Linked DNA regions of Homo sapiens: all the other regions are linked to region 1. The links are chromatin contacts, found by Hi-C or POLR2A ChIA-PET in ENCODE. All regions are on one chromosome and are shown on one strand. The core of a region is the stretch at or near the end of the contact, and the rest is flanking DNA. Distances in the headings are between cores, read along the strand shown. Region 1 holds the start of RBM34 (RNA binding motif protein 34). Region 2 holds the start of LNCATV (lncRNA negative regulator of antiviral signaling). Region 3 holds the start of LINC03108 (long intergenic non-protein coding RNA 3108).

What was found. Hi-C counts contacts between places; a loop is a spot of excess contacts on that map. ChIA-PET counts read pairs that join two places held with the same protein, here RNA polymerase II (POLR2A). Pooled maps may share reads with other maps.
Region 2: a map of PC-9 shows a loop between it and region 1 (6-fold over the local background). The contact joins the promoter of LNCATV here to the promoter of RBM34 in region 1. A Hi-C loop is called at or near these places in 1 of 168 maps with a recorded cell type or tissue (PC-9) and 6 of 50 pooled maps. POLR2A ChIA-PET finds 5 or more read pairs at or near these places in 4 of 52 experiments (GM12878, HCT116, OCI-LY7 and 1 more).
Region 3: a loop to region 1 is called in a pooled map, with 3 times the contacts of the local background. The contact joins the promoter of LINC03108 here to the promoter of RBM34 in region 1. A Hi-C loop is called at or near these places in 3 of 50 pooled maps. POLR2A ChIA-PET finds 5 or more read pairs at or near these places in 5 of 52 experiments (GM12878, OCI-LY7, PC-9 and 2 more).

What each region holds. Positions count from the first base shown.
Region 1 is chr1:235,159,420-235,163,015 of GRCh38, reverse strand. It overlaps RBM34 (RNA binding motif protein 34), which reads left to right and starts at 1,766. Exons shown (of 11, transcript NM_015014.4): 1 at 1,766-1,842; 2 at 1,949-2,123; 3 at 2,369-2,505. The coding sequence starts at 1,790. RefSeq lists enhancers at 1,432-1,611, 1,313-2,512, 2,799-3,403.
Region 2 is chr1:234,962,406-234,966,001 of GRCh38, reverse strand. It overlaps LNCATV (lncRNA negative regulator of antiviral signaling), which reads left to right and starts at 2,003. Exons shown (of 4, transcript NR_125945.1): 1 at 2,003-2,235. RefSeq lists enhancers at 2,355-2,404, 2,425-2,724, 2,038-3,237.
Region 3 is chr1:234,978,923-234,982,518 of GRCh38, reverse strand. LINC03108 (long intergenic non-protein coding RNA 3108) reads left to right here and starts at 1,743. Exons shown (of 2, transcript NR_186308.1): 1 at 1,743-1,863; 2 at 2,176-3,596. RefSeq lists an enhancer at 2,481-2,984.

The DNA.
Region 1 (3,596 bases), core at 517-3,016:
TATTTAAAAAAAAAAAAAAAAAAAAAGGCCAGGCGCGGTGGCTCACACCTGTACTCCCAGCACTTTGGGAGGCTGAGGTGGGCGGATCACAAGGTCAGGGGTTCGAGACCAGCCTGGCTAACATGGTGAAACCCGGTCTCTACTAAAAAAATACAAAAATTAGCTGGGCATGGTGGCATGCACCTGTAATCCCAGCTACTTGGGAGGCTGAGGCAGGAGACTCACTTGAACCCGGGAGGCGGAGGTTGCAGTGAGCTGAGATCGCGCCACTGCAGTCCAGCCTGGGCGACAGAGCGAGACTCTGTCTCCAAAAAAAAAAAAAAAATTAGCTGGGCATGGTGCTGCTGCTTGCAGTTCCAGCTACTCCGTGGTGGGAGGATGGCTTGAGCCCAGGAAGTCAAGGCTGCAGTGCGCCGTGATCTCACCACTACACTCCAGTCTGGGTGACAGAGCAACACCTTGTCTGAAAGAAAATAAGAACAAAGTCAAATCCTATTTTGCCACTCAAACTATTGGATGATTTAACTAGTAATCTTTTATTACCCTGAGAGTCAATTTAACAAATATTCACTATGTACAGCTAATAGAGACACAGCATACATGATGAATAAAACATAATCCTTACTGTCTTGCCTTTACATCTAAAGAGACTGTAACTAACACTAAAGCAGACCAAAAATGATTATAGTAAGTACCATGGGGGCTTGGGAAAATATCCCTATTGTAAATAGCAAAGAATTTTTTTTTTTTTTTTTTTGAGCCAGGGTCTGCCGCTTAGGCTGGAGTGTAGTGATGCGATCACAGCTTACTGCAGCCTCGACCTTCCAGGGCTCAAGGGATCCTCTTGCCCGAGCCTCTCAAAGTGCTGGGACTACAGGCGCCGAGCGCGAAGGTGCCCGTCTAATTTCTTTTCTGTAGAGAATAAGTCTCGCTAGATCGACCAGGCTGGTTCAAACTCCTAGTCCTCACGCAATCCTCCCACTTCGGCCTCCAAATGTGTTAGGATTACAGGCGAGCCACCGCACCTGGCTGCAAAGAAATACTAAGTTAGACAGTATCTGAGGTAGGCCTTGAAGGATGGACATTATTTTGCAGAAGGGGAAAGAGGAGGGCAATTACAACAGAGGGGACAGGAATAACAACTGTAGAGGCAGTGGAGAAAGCAGGCTAGAATGTCAGGGGCTGGAGGGAGATGAGTCTGGGAAGACGGGCTGAGAACACCTTGAAGCGTTTTGAATGCCAAGTATCTACTTTTCCAGGTAGAATAGCAGGTCCGCATTACAATCTTTCGAATTGTATGTTGACGTGACTCGTTAGAGTTGTGGTTTTTATTTTGGAATAATGTCATGTTTCAGACAAGTTGCAAGAAGAGTACAAAGAATTCCTTTGTACTCTTCACAGCGATTAGCAAATTGTAAACACCCCACTGCGTTCACCCCTAACCGCATTTCTTGCCAAACCTCCCTCCCTCCTTTTCAACAAGTCAGTATTCTACGTGTTTCTCTCTCGGCTTGGGTGGACACCCCGCTCCTAGCCTGGCTGATTCTTCACACTGCAGGCTTCAACCACTCCCAGAAGACGTCCTTCACTCCCAAAATGAGGCTTTTCTGAAACGGCGAGGACCACCAACCGACGGCGACAAACCTGCTCCCTCACCCAGCGCCTCCCTTCGCCGCCGCCCGGCGGCCGACTGCCGGAGGGGAGGGGGCGTGGCCAGAGAGCGGAAGTGCCCGGAACCCGGAAGTGCGAGCTGGCGCGCAGCTGCAGTCTGGGAGTCTTTGGAGTAAGAATGGCCTTGGAAGGGATGAGCAAACGGAAGAGAAAGAGAAGTGTCCAGGAGGGGTGAGTGGCGCGCGGCACGAGTACCTGGGGAGGGATGTTGTACGTTCCCTCGTGCTGGCGAAGCGGTGGTGCGTGGCGTGGCTGAGTTTCTGTCGTCCATTTCTAGAGAGAATCCTGACGACGGCGTTCGCGGGAGTCCGCCGGAAGACTACAGGCTTGGACAGGTCGCCAGTAGCTTATTTCGCGGCGAACACCATTCCAGAGGTGGCACCGGTCGGCTGGCGTCCCTCTTCAGTTCTCTGGAGCCCCAGATTCAACCCGTGTACGTGCCTGTGCCTAAAGTAAGTCACTGGGCTTTCTTCCCGAATAGCTCGTTAGAACCACTTACATACAAAGCAATCTTCTTACCTACCGCGTGAAGCGTGATTTCTAAAGGGGGCAGACAGGATTCATTTTAAGTAACCTTTCATGACTCTTACATACCAGTGAGAGAGAAGAGATTCTCATTTAGAAAGACTGAATTATGGCTTAGGGTCAGAATTCTAGAAGTATGGGGTCTCAAATATAACTTCAAACTTTTAAAAAGCAAACCATCAAAAAAACGAAACGGAATGAGGAGGAAGAAAGTACATCCCAGATTGAAAGACCACTTTCGCAAGAACCTGCCAAAAAAGTGAAAGCGAAGAAGAAACACACTAACGCAGAAAAAAAGTTGGCAGACAGGTTGGTAAAATTCTCTTATTTGATGTTAAAGAAATTAGATGGTAAATTAACATTCCTATACTTGGAATATTCGTCAGTTTTATTTCATATTTCTACTTTCTTTCAAAACTTTTATTATGGAAAATCCAGTACATATAGAAAAGTTGAAAAGGCTAAGAAACCCCGTGTACTCAGCATCAGCAATTACTAATATTTGGCTAACCTTTTTGTATTTTTACCCCACTCATATACCCCCTCATTATTTGTTTTTGTTTGTTTTGAGATGGAGTCTTGATGCCACGCCCAGGCTGCAGTAGAGTGCAGTGATCTCAGCTCACTGCAACCTCCGCTTCCCAGGTTCAAGCGATTCTCCTGCCTCGGCCCTGAGTAGGTGGGACTACAGGCCTGCGTCACCATGCCCAGCTAATTTTTGTATTTTTAGTGGAGACAGGGTTTCACCATGTTGGCCAGGCAGGTCTGGAACTCCTGACCTCAAGCGATCTGCCCACCTCGGCCTCCGAAAGTGTTGAGATTACAGGTGTGAGCCACCTCGCCCAGCTACCACCTCATTATTTGGAAGCAAAATGAAAATTTATGTTTCATCTATAAATATTTCAGCATGTATATAAAAGAATTTGGTTTGCGTTTCTTTTTTTTTTTTTGAGACGGAGTTTTGCTCTTTTTGTCCAGACTGGAGTGCAGTGGCCTGATCTCAGCTCACTGCAACCTCCACCTCCCGGGTTTAAGTGATTTTTCCTGCCTCAGGCCTCCCGTGGAGCTGAGATTACAGGTGCCACCATGCCCGGTTAATTTTTTGTGTTTTTAGTAGAGACAGAGTTTCATCATGTTGGCCAGGTTGGTCTTGAACTCCTGACCTCAGGTGATCCACCCACCTCAGCCTCCTAAAGTGCAGGGATTATAGGCATGAGCCACTGCACCTGGCCTGGTTTGCTTTTTAAAAAAAAAATTTTTTTTTTTTTTTTTGAGCTGGAGTCTCACTCTGTCGCCAAGGCTGGAGTGCAGTGGCGCAATCTTGACTCACTGCAACCTCCGCCTCCTGGGTTCAAGTGATTCTTCTGCCTCAGCCTACTGAGCAGCTGGGACTATGGGCG
Region 2 (3,596 bases), core at 754-3,253, 200 kb after region 1:
CTATAATCCCAGCACTTTGCGAGGCTGAGGTGGGCAGATTGCTTGAGTACAGGAGTTTGAGACCAGCCTGGGCAACATGGTGAGACCTTGTCTCTTAAAAAAAAAAAAAAAAGAAAAGAAAAGGACTTGCTTACAATATCTCTCATGCTTGTAATTGGAGGTCATACCTTCAAGAATAACTACAAAAGCTTTTATTTTTCTTTGTATTAAAAAACCAAATCAACAAAAACTATTCTTCCAGACAACCTCTATAAACGTTCCAAACTAAAATTCATGAGATTCCCTTCAGAGTATTTTGTTGTTCCAAATAAAGAAATTCTGTAATATAAAGAGCTTTTTAAGACACAGATATAAGGTGATGCCTTATACTTGCCTATCCATCCTATTTTTCTCTATGCTTTGCTGGTCTGAGTAGACAGGGTTGGTAATGACCCCAAATGGAACACTTCTCTAAGTGATGGGAAGATCTCATGCAGTGTCCTTCATCAGAAGTACCCATTACCTAGTGCCCTTGTTGGCACTGGAGCTGGAAGGCTCAGGATAGCAGGGAACAGGCAGCCCACAGTCCTGGAAGCAGGCCTGGTGGCACAGGCCTGGGTATGGAGTGTCAGTGGTGGCAGAAGAGGGGAGTCACTGTTTTCTTCATTAGTTAATGCCTCTCCCCTGGAGGGAGGGCAAGAGCTATGGTCTACACAGCCAAAGTGAGAGGGTGGTTGAGCAATTCTCCAGCAAACTCAGGCAAAATCAGGCAAGCATATTTAGGCCTAGAAGTCCTGGTTACCACAGCCTAAAGTGATAGGGACAGAAAGTGAAAGGAACAGAAAACCAGTCTGTATTTGTTTTATGTGAATTTTGGAGCAATGGCTTTTCCAAAGGAGGAAAGAAGAAGTTATTCTTTTTAAAACACAGTTGAAGAAGAGGATGCTTTTCCTATGGACATAGTAGGCCATTTACCAACGAGTTATTAAGATAAAAAATACCTACTGGGCCTGTGTAGGAAGCCTGGAATTCTCTTACTTTATTGTATTTTCCTCTAAGGATATATTGCGTTATTCCACAACAGGCTGGTCATAATCTTTGAGAGATTTACTTCTGAGACTTTTTGGTGTGGCTTCATTCACACTTCACATTTCCTAAGAGAGACAATTTTGGCTACTTTGAAAGAACCCTCCCTCAAACATAAACATCACAGCATCCTGACTTTAGAGTGTCTGTCTCAACATTTCAATGTTAGAAGGTTTATTGGAATGCAGACAAATAAAATAAGATAAATAAAATCTCAGTGTGCTTAAACTGAGAGCAGGTTCTTTTTTGGAAGATGTGCGTGTGTGTGTGTGTGTGTGTGTTGATGAGCTAAGTGTTGATTATAACCCAAAAAGACGGAAAGTGTGAGATTAGATAAGTGTCTGCTAGATCCATTATTGCTGTGTGCATTCTGTGAAATGGGCTTAGAGTTCACTGGTTGTAGCTGCAGGATAAAGTTCACTTGTTGTTTATTCTCAGTCTGATTAGGCCACCATTGAAAACAGAATGTGAACTACTGTCCAGAAGCCCTCTGTGAACTTCAGGTCTGCCTTAGGAGGGACGCTTCCAGCGAGGGAGCGCGTGATGAAGTCTGCAGGCATTGCTGGGGCAACGCTAAGTGGCCGCTGGCCAGGGTAGAAGTTAAACCAGGAGATGGCTGTCAAATGCAGTTGTTAGGTGTGGCACATCTTTCTCAAGCTGCTGAGCTGAGCAGGAAAGAGAGACGTTTGTTTATGGATTTATCTCATCTATAAGACACTCTTATTAGATGAACTCTATATCAGTTCTATGTAGAACTCTGTACCAGTTCTATAAGGCACTCTTTAATCTGAATCTTTTTATTTGCTCAAGAGAAAAATAAGTCTGACTTGCATCCCATTGAAGATTTAGATTGCACTGTTTACATCTTTCACCTGCGCCGCGGTAGCGTCCTCTACCGATGCTATCCTACGTTGATTTTTCCAGCAACCTGGGAAGCAACCTCATAGGTGGTTTGGGATGTCTTTTGGCTGTGCTTAAAAATTTCCAACAGATTTGCTACACATCTTAGGATAAATATGTTTCCTGTGAATTGTGATGATTTCTTACAGTACATTTGCAAGCATGTGTATGCATCTGCAGGAAACATAGCCTGGCTCTGTGAAGGAATACTGCTGTGACCGCAAAACTGTTTCTGTAGAATTTTCTCCGGTGTGGTCATCCTGCCTTCAGGTCAGTGAATAGATGGTGTTTGGACAGCGTCTGGCACAGATACTTTAACCTTAAAGCTTAATGTATAACTGGTATTTTTTCCCCCTTCTGTGTCAGCAATTGGCAACGGGACACTGTAAATAAGGATTCTGGTTTGTAAATGGACGTCTGTTCCTCCAGGGGAGGGGAAGGCTGGAGTAAGCAGTTTTGAAATTCATGCTGCAAGTGATAAGATAATTTGAGTAACCTGTAAGACCTGTGGATTCACAGGTTTCAAAAACAGGAAAGTCTCTTGTTTGAAAACCCTCTAAAGCAACATGTGGGCTTAGAAAAGAAGCCGGCTTGTGGTTTGGTGATTGTACTTCCTTATTGATATAATGGCCGCTGACGCAAGGCCTCCTGGGATTGCAGCGCGGTGACCGCAGGCCTGACGGTTACCCTGACCGGGTTCTGAAACAGCCCGGGGCTTTCAGCACAGATGAGAAGTCTAAAAATTTCCCTTTTCATTTCCTCTCTTGTGTGACTTTGTCATTTTTAAAAAAACTGGTCACAGAAAAGGGAATTTTGCCCATGCTTTTAAGGAGTTTATCTCGACTGAGTAGCTTCCCCGCCACTCCTCTAAAATCCCTCCTCAAAAACCCCAAGTTAAAAAAAAAAAAGATCTATTCTTGTAGATTTTTTTTGTGTGGGTCTATGTTTCATTCATCTGCTTTCAGGCTGGATTTATAACAAGCAGAACTTTTAAAACGGTATGATTTTAAAATAAAATTAAAAAAAAAACACGCTGAGATCTTTCCATAGCTTTGGCTTCTGGGAGTTGAAAGCGCAGGTACGTGCTACATCTTCTGGAAACCTAACCCTCGCACGCCAAGCGGGAGGCTCTTTTGGTCAAATACTCCCAGGACTTATGCTTGAGTTCTGAAATAAGTGAAAGCAGATGCCATTCCTGTGCGACATAGCTAACTGACCGCAGCCCAGAAAGTTCTGTTGGCTAGCTGTGTGGGGGCTGTCTTAAGCCCTGAAAACATTCTGCATCAGAACTCAGCTTCAGAAAGGGGTTCCTGCTCTCCTGTCTGCCCTGGAGATAGTCACGCATGACAGCTTGTGGGCTGACTGAGCATTTAGGCAGCTGCTTTTCCTCTCTCCCTCCAGGAGGAAAATAGAGCAAAAAGGTAGAACTTACTTCCACACCCAAGTTTCTCCTGAAAGCACTGTGCCTGTTTTGTTTGCTACACATCTTGGGTATGTATGTTTGCATCTATGCATGCAGGCATGCATGAGTTATTTATGTGTGTTATTTGGTCCAGCCTTGAAGCTCCTTTTATTTTTCAGTGAATTGAAAGAAGGTAACCTTTGGATGTATATATTTTAGTGCTCCAGCA
Region 3 (3,596 bases), core at 494-2,993, 180 kb after region 1:
ATATGATTAAACATACTATAAGTCACTGACTCAATCACTTCTAGGTTGTTTCAGCTTTATTTATTTTTTAGATTTATTTGCCACACTGTGATGACTATCTGTGCAATTTTTTTCTGGTGGCTCAACTGAGAATAAATTCCTAGTTTTAAAATTAAGAAGACAAAGAGTACTCATGAATAATTTTAATGTACAGGGTCAAATTTCTCCCAGAAAATGTATAACACTAAACATCTACCAATAATAAGGAGAGTTCCCATTTCCACACTCTCTGGCCAACACTAGCCATTGACAATATTTAAAGTTTTGGCCAATCTGATAGGTTAAAACTGATGTTTTATTGTTGTATTGATTTGCCTTTCCTAGATCATTTTACTTTTGAATGGTACTGTTTATGGTTAAATAGAGGCAAAAATAATGACTTCATATGAGGATATCATTACTACATGAGGAACTAAGGCTGGCATGAAGGCAGACATATGTTATTCAGAGAGCCATGGTGCCAGGTGCCTAGCACAGAACAGTTTGATAACCATTTGAGGGTAATAATATTTTGTTGATTGATTGATTTATGGACTCACCGGTGACTACTTTCAGGAACTGGTTGAATGGCATCTAGAAGCCTGCATGGCTCTGGTCATAAAGGATGACAGGATGACATTTGCCTATAACTGCAAGGCCACTTGCAGGCAGAATGCACGTCCCATGTCTTGTTGATGTCTGTGCAAGATCCACCTGATCTAATCTACCTGACCTCCCTGGCTCAAGGGATCTTCTTGCTTCGGCCCCACAAGTAAATGGGACTAAAGGCATGTACCACCAAGCCTGGGTAATTTTTGTATTTTTAGTAGAGACGGGGTTTCACCATGTTGCCCAGGCTGGTCTCGAACTCCTGGACTCAAGCGATCTGCCTGCCTCGGCCTCCGTAAGTGCTGGGATTACAGGCGTGAGCCATGGCGCCTGGCCTCCCTTGGTCTCGAATGGGTCTCCCCATTTCTTTCCTTTCTGGGATAGGAAGATGACAGCTTCACTTCAGCCAATGTCACCAAGAATTTCTCTCCCTTCCGAGATTGGAAGGTGACAGCTTCATTTCAGCCAATGCAACCAAGAGAGGCTTCGGGAAAGTCAGAAGATGGCTAACGCTGCCTGTGACCTAGTGCAAGGGGGAACTGGAAGCCCCCAGGGACGATGGTGGAGAAACTGAGAACATGGGGTGGCAACTCTGCCCTGCCAGCCTCCGTGGTGGACTCTTGCCACGACGAACAGCCAGGGTGGGAGAGGCCCACTGCAGGGAGCTACTCCTTCCAGGCCTGGTGCGCAGTGGTTTCCTGCCTTGCTAAATGGCCGTTGCTCGGTGGTGATGATTCATGGCATTTGGAAAGTGTGGCTGTGTTCTGAACAGGGAAGTGAAAAATAACACAGCCAAGGTCAGTGCAGGACAGGATAGGGGCTGTTACAAAATGTGCAGTTTTACTCTGAAAAATGCAGGGGGTGGGGAGCCACAGTAAACTCGGTCCTGGTGGTTCACACCGCGTGCGTGGCGCCCTGCTTGCTCTCCTTTACAGCATCAACTTTTCCGAGTGTCAGTCACTAATTTGTCCCTTGGAAGCGGCTGCTGGTCTTGGCTGAGCGGCTGTGGGTAGGAGGAAGTGGATGCGTGATTCAGTGAGTGTCTGCTTCCTCTCTGACTCAGGATTGGATCTGTTTCTGAGGGTGGTGCCAGGGGGCACAGTGTGGCTTTAGCTAGATTCTTTGAACTTGGAGTCAAACCTGAGGCTCTGACCCCTTGTAGCCGCTGGCCCTCCCTTGACCCCTTTGGATGAGTGAGGGGGCTCAGCTGGACCCTATGACCTTGCTTCACATTGGGTAAGCCTTCTGACCTGAGGCCTTCCTGTGGTTTCAGCTGAGAGAGGCTAGTGACATAGAGAGCCGAGGCAAATCCTGGATCTGTGCCTGCCTCAAGAGCTCCCTCCTTTGTGGGAGTTGCATTTGGGGGAGCAGCATAGTTCTCAGGGGCTCCACCTAGGCAGGCGCTAGACTGATGGAGGAGGCAGTTGAAGGAGGAGGTAGTTTTCTTGTGGTCCCTTTGTCTATTTAGCCAATGATACGATAGGAGAGGGTCAGGTGGGGAGCTGAGACATTCCGAAGTGAAAAGTCAGGATTGGCTTTTTCTTCTAGAGCATGGAGTTTTCCAAGGATCTGTCACTAGTGTGCCGTCTGAACAGACATCGCTGCTGACACCTAAAACCTCTTCTAAGAAACACTCCAATTATTCAGATAATTGCTTGTGCCTAAGACTGTATAACCTAAGAGTCGGGTGCAGGCTTGATAAAGAATTGGAAGCCCTCTGCAAAACTGCTACAGGTGTTCTGTGTTCCGACGCCCTCCATCACCTTGGACAGGGGTTCTTCTTCCGGCCCAGTCTCTCCCATTTCCTCTTTTCTCCCTCCATCTCCTCCCATTTGCTTGGCCAGAGCAGAGGCTCGGCTGGTCTAGTTCAGGTAGGATGGCCAGCATCCAGTCACTGCCATATTCAACAAGGACTTGAGAGCTTCTAGAGAGAGAAATGCAAGTCAAACCAGCCTGGGCTTTTAAAAGGGGGCTTTGTGTGACCCTGGACACCTGCAACTGGGAGCCAACACTGCCACGTGCTCTCTCTTTTCTCACGCCTCAACTTCCTCTGAATACTGATCTAAATCTCTTTGCTAAGCTTCCTCTCTATGGCAGGTAATGTGCACGATGGCAGCTTTTGCTTATTGTACCTCATGACTTCACTGCCAGAAAGGGACAGAGAGGGGCCTTCACGGCCTTCACTGGGGCCAGGTGACCATCATTGGCTCAAACACTGCGGCTTGGGAAGAGCTGAACTGATGCCTGCTCACATCTGGACTCTGATTTGTGCTAGGGAGGGGGTACTTTCCAGAAGAAGGGGCCCCTGTCCTGGAAGACATACAATGGAGCCCACCACCGTGGTGCTGAGAGCTATTCCCAAGTCCTAGGGCGCAGTGGGCCCTCCTCCTTCGCCTCTGCTTCCCCTGCCTGGCAGTGAGGGGCATGGCCTGGGGGAGGGGTGACATCTGTCCACAGAGCCCATTGTTTTTTGGCTTGAAAATCCATAGGAAAATGGGGGTTTTTCTCAGCTCCCTTTTTTTGGAGTGGGGGCAGCAGCCGTGTGATTTTCTGAGTGGAATGCCTTGGAGGATCTAAGCGGTGAGTGAAGGAAGAACAAAAGAACCATTCTCAGAAGCATGGCAAAAATGAAACCAAATAAAAACCCCATAAAAATCCCTACCGGGGCAGAGGAAATACCAAGCCAGTGCTTTTGGAGTGCAGATTCTGTAATAAAGGAAAGATTCATGGATACGCTGTGCAACTTGCTTATGTTTGGACTGGAGGGAGAATGTGCAGGAACATGATATAAAAGAGTCATCCAAGAAAGGGAGGCATCGCTGTGTGCATTTGTGTTGTGTGTTGTTGCAATTCAGGAGTGGACTAAGGACTGGGGTTCATGGGGAGCCTGAAAGAGACACTGGACTGGTTCAAAGTTTGTGCACAGCTGCGGAGATCAGATGACTGTCAGCTGGGCCTGCCCCCTGCTG